Regions from separate parts of the Homo sapiens genome. Here region 2 is linked to region 1. Evidence: chromatin loops called from intact Hi-C (ENCODE). Cell type or tissue: endothelial cell of umbilical vein. All regions are shown on one strand. Region 1 overlaps FLNB (filamin B). Region 2 holds the start of LOC124909385 (a long non-coding RNA gene).

Evidence for each region. Hi-C counts contacts between places; a loop is a spot of excess contacts. Peaks named below come from ENCODE experiments on the same cell type or tissue, not always from the same donor. Only the 100,000 strongest peaks of a DNase experiment are listed, where the experiment ranks them.
Region 2: a loop joins it to region 1, with 4 times the contacts of the local background. A loop is called at or near these places in 4 of 110 quality-filtered maps.

Annotation. Positions count from the first base shown.
Region 1 is chr3:58,047,079-58,049,578 of GRCh38, forward strand. The region is part of intron 1 of FLNB (filamin B); the gene reads left to right. Among named protein-coding and RNA genes, the nearest start is that of FLNB, 40 kb to the left of the region's middle. RefSeq lists an enhancer at 1,612-2,500. In endothelial cell of umbilical vein, no CTCF peak of the experiment used is centred here; DNase peaks (open chromatin) are centred at 1,443 and 2,333; H3K27ac peaks cover 2,500 bases.
Region 2 is chr3:57,973,746-57,976,245 of GRCh38, forward strand. All of the region lies in intron 2 of LOC105377104 (a long non-coding RNA gene), which reads left to right. LOC124909385 (a long non-coding RNA gene) reads right to left here and starts at 1,287. Exons shown (of 2, transcript XR_007095928.1): 1 at 1,184-1,287. RefSeq lists enhancers at 1-370, 875-1,376, 1,081-1,617. In endothelial cell of umbilical vein, no CTCF peak of the experiment used is centred here; a DNase peak (open chromatin) is centred at 1,206; H3K27ac peaks cover 2,225 bases.

The DNA.
Region 1 (2,500 bases):
CTACATTTGGAGATTAAAAGACAAACTTTCTCAAACTCCCTGTACCTAAGTGGTTGCTGCTTTTCTTAAATGTTTTGACACCAAAGAGAAAAATTGGTTTCTGGAAGAAAGTGTGTTTTCTTTTATTGCCAAGAAAATTAGTGCATGTTAATTAATATAGATGCTCAGGACCCAGAGTTGTAATGAACTTTTTTCTTATATTTATTTTCTAGATGTTTGACTTATTTTAACAGTTTTCATTTTAGCAATAATGTTTCCTTCCCACTCCCAAATTTATTGGAAACCCTCAATCAACCCTATTTATTTATTTATTTTAGAGATGGGATCTCACTATGTTGTCCAGGCTGGTCTGGAAACCCTCACTCTTATAGATAGTATGAAAGAAGATTATAGCCAACTCTTATATAACCTTCCCCAGAGCCTCCAATTGTTAATGTTTTGCCATATTTGCTTGCTCTATCACTTGCTCTAAAGATGCATATCACACACTTTTTTTTTTTTTAATTTATTTTTGAGACAGAGTCTGGCTCTGTCGCCCAGGCTGTAGTGCAGTGGCATGATCTTGGCTTACTGCATCCTCTGCCTCCTGGGTTCAAGCGATTCTCCTGCCTTAGTCTCCTGAGTAGCTGGGATTACAGGCACGGGCCACCATGCCCAGCTAATTTTTGTATTTTTAGTAGAGATGGGGTTGGCCAAGCTGGTCGTGAACTATTGACCTCAAGTGATCCTCCTGCCTCAGCCTCCCAAAGTGCTAGGATTACAGGAGTGAGCCACCATGCCTGGCCACATGCGTGTTTTTTATTGAATCATTTGAAAGTACTCAGCTCGTATCATGACCCTTCACCCCCACATACTCCAACAAGCATCTCTAAGAAAAAGGACATTCTCCTAACCACAGTGTCTCTGCATTCCCAGGACATTCTTCTAACCACAGCGTCACTGCATACCCAAGAGGTTAGCACCGATACAGTAATAACATCTTGTGTAAAACTTCCCAAAATGCTCCCAAGTGTCCTTTATGACAGTTTAAAAAAAAATGGCATTTTTTGGGATCCAGGAACCAATTAACGATTACTCAATTGAATTTGGTTTCAAAGTCACATACCTCAACTTTTCCTTTAATCAAGAACAGCCCCCCTGCCTTTTACACATTTTTTTGTCTTTCGTGACCGTGTCATTTTTGAAGAAATCAGGCCCGTTGTCTTGTAGAACTGGTGTTTCTCAAGTGTGCTTGGGAGGGTCTTGGTAAAATGCACATTCTGATTCTGGAGAACAGGGTGGAGCCTGGGAATCTGCATTTCCAGCCAGCATCCCGGTGATGCCAGTGCAGCTGGTCTTCGGCTGTAGAATGTTCCACATTCTAGGTCTGTCTGTTTCCTTGTGATTAAATTCAAGTTGAATATTTTTGGCTAGGGCACTTCCTGAGGTCATAGGTACTTCCCACTGCCTCACAGCACAGGCTCACAATCTCAGTTTGTCCTGTTACTTCGTGGTGCTAAGTGTGGTCACCTGCTTCAAGTGGTGTCCGCCTGCTCTCTGTTGAAACAATACCTTTCTCCTAGTATAATGATTAGGTAACCTGTGATTGTAATTGGTAAGTAATCTTTGAGACTACATGAATATCCTGTTCCCCAGCAGTTTTCACTCATTGGTGAACTGTTTTGGGAAAAATAATAGCATCTTACAGTTATAATACCCTGCTGGTAACACATGGCTCTTACATAATCAGCAGTTAATTGTTTGTATGTGTGTTAATTTTTATTTTTAAAATGTAACTAGTGACTGGTAACTCTCATTTGTATTTTAAACATTGGCTTTTACAGCTTCTCAGTACATTTCACTCTGTGTATGTTTTTGGTAGAGCATTTGTTGTCCTGTATAATGGTTTAGGAAATCCTATAGGCCAAATGAAGGGCTGGAGACTCACCTGTGTTCCCACCACTGTGTTTCACTGTGTATTGCCAGAGAAAATACAGTTAAATTTGAATTTCAGATAGACAATGAATAACTTTTTAGTATAAGTATGTTCCAAGTGTGGCAGACAGCTCTCACAAGTTACAAGTCGTTGCGTAGGACATACCTATGCTAAACGATTTGATGTTTATCTAAATTAATATGTAACTGATATCTTGTATTTTTATTTGTACGATCTTCCAAGCCCACGTCCCACCGCCTTCTCGGGGATGGCCACCATTTGTGTTTGCTGCCTGGTGGTGTTTGCAGCTGCGAGAAGGGCCTTGGAGGAGGAGCAAAGTGTAGTGGTATCTCCGTGCTGTGGCCTTGGGCACTGGGGTGGGGGTTAGATGAGTAATTAGCTGAATATGACCTCACCCATGAAGAATGTGCCCTTGCTAGGTATTAGCAGAGGTTTAGGCTCCAGGGAGCCATTGTCAGAAGCTTGTCAGTGATGTCATCAGCTGGAAGGGCCAGCTTTCAGGCCTCAGGAAAAAGCTTGAAAGTCAGGGCTCCAGTTTTGGTAATAAATGGGAATGGAGTTTCA
Region 2 (2,500 bases), 73 kb before region 1:
AAACAAAGAAACAAACAAACAAACAAATTAGCCGGGCCTGGTGGTGCTGCTGGTGGTCCCAGCTCCTTGGGATGCAGGGGGTGGGAGGATTGCTTGAGCCTGGGCTGTCAATGCTGCAGTGAGCTGTGATCGCACCACTGCACTCCAGCCAGGGCAATAGAGCGAGACCTTGTCTCAAAAAAAAATTTTTTTAAAGAATTTCGGCGACAGCTGAGCATGGGTCATAAGCCCTAAAGCTGTCCTTGCCCTTAGCACATAGAATGTCAAGTTTTCAAGAATTTTAAAGCTAAGGTCTGAGATCCCATCCCCTCCCCCCACTCCACTCCCAAAAAAGCGTATTTTGAGAAGGGCTGCTCTGGACTACACTCACCCCACACTCACCCCTTCGCTTCTCATCTTGCCCTTAGGCCCTCAGTAGAAGGTTTGAGGTCTCATAGTTGAAGTGATTGTACTTTTCGCAAAGTACTTTCAGCTGTTCTTTATGAGAGAGAAGTTATCATCCCATTTTACAGCTGGGCAAACTGAGATTTAGAAACTCCCAGGTGTGGTGGCTCATGCCTGTAATCCCAGTGCTTTGGGAAGCCGAGGCAGGAGAATCACTACAGCCCAGGAGTTCAAGGCTGCAGGAGCTATGATTGCACCACTGCACTCCAGCCTGGACAACAGAGCAAGACCTTGTCTCTATTTTAAAAAGGAAAAGAAAAGAAATTCCCGGCCGGGCGTGGTGGCTCACACCTGTAATCCCAGCACTTTGGGAGGCTGAGGCGGGTGGATCAACGAAGTCAGGAGTTCAAGACCAGCCTGGCTAACATGGTGAAACCCTGTCTCTACTAAAAAATACAAAAATTAGCCAGGCATGGTGGCAGGCGCCTGTAATCCCAGCTACTCAGGAGGCTGAGACGGGAGAATATGCTTGAACCTGGAAGGCAGAGGTTGCAGTGAGCCGAGATCACGCCACTCCACTCCAGCCTGGGCGACAGAGCGAGACTCCGGGTCAATAAAAAAAAAAAAGAAAAAAAGAGATTCCCTCCCTGAGCTGACACCTTGCTGGCTAGTAGCATAGGTGGTACCAGCTCTGGCCTCCAGACATCCTCAGCCCTCAGCCATTTCCACTACAGAAAGCACCCAGACATCATCCAAAGCCAACACTCAGATGATGCAAAAGTCAATGCAGATAACTCACAGGAAGGAAGGTCATCCTGAGGTCTGATGAGTCAGGGAAGGACAGAGACATTCCTCACATTTTCACCAGCAGTTCTGCTGATAGAGGTCTCATGTGGGTCTGGTGTTCCTCTAGGATTGGGTGGAGCCGTTTAAACATGAGAAACGGCTGTTACAATAAATACAATAAAAGATGGTCATGCTGATTTAGCAGTAAGTGAGTGGAGCCAGAAAACCAAATTGGGGGTGAGGGTGAGGAAGAGGAATGGGGCTTTGCAGTCGAATCCAGCAGCAAATAGGCCCATGCCTGGAAGGAAGTTAGTCTGAGGCCACAACAAATCAGGCAGGGAGGTACATTGCTGGTAGCTACACATATTGGTGTCATCTTCCTAGAGGACATGTGGGTAGTTTATAAGAGAAACCATTAAGGGGTCATAAAGGTAAGGCTGGGTCGGGCGTGGTGGCTCACGCCTATAATCCCAGCACTTTGGGAGGTCGAGATGGGAGGATCGCTTGAGCCCAGGAGTTTGAGACCAGCCTGGGCAAAATGGCGAGACTGTCTCTACCAAAATGAAAACATGCCTGTAGTCCCAGCTACTCGGGAGGCTGAGGTGGGAGGTCAAGGCTGCAGTGAGCTGTGTTCATGCCACTGCACATCAGCCTGGGTGACAGAGCAAAACTCTGTCTCAAAAAAAAAAAAAAAAAAAAAAGCTATTAGCCAGGCCTATTTATGAGAAAATTAGATCCAGCAGATGAACCCAGTGTAGGGAACATTCTATAGGATACCAGGCCAATTCTCAATACTATCAAAGTCATGAAACAAGGAGAGGGCTGGTGTGGTGGCTCATGCCTGGAATCCCAACACTTTGGGAGGCCAAGGCAAGAGGATCACTTGAAATCAGGAATTGAAGTCCCACCTGGGCAACAAAGCAAGATTCTGTTTCAGAAAAAAAAAATTGCTGGGCATGATGATGGGCACCTGTAATCCTAGCTACTTCGGAGGCTGAATTGGGAGGATCGCTCAAGCCCAGAAGTTTGAGCTGCAGTGAGCTATGATCGTCCCACTGCATTCTAGCCTGGACAAAAGAGTTAGACCCTGTCTCAAAAAACATTTTTGTTTTTTTGTTTTGTTTTGTTTTGTTTTTGAGATGGAGTTTCACTCTTGTCACCCAGGCTGGAGTGCAATGGCACGATCTTGGCTCACTGCAACCTCCACCTCCTGGGTTCAAGCGATTCTCCTGCCTCAGCCTCTTGAGTAGATGGGATTACAGGTGCGCGCCATCATGCCCAGCTAATTTTTTTTTTTTTTTTAGATGGAGCCTCACTCTGTCATCCAGGC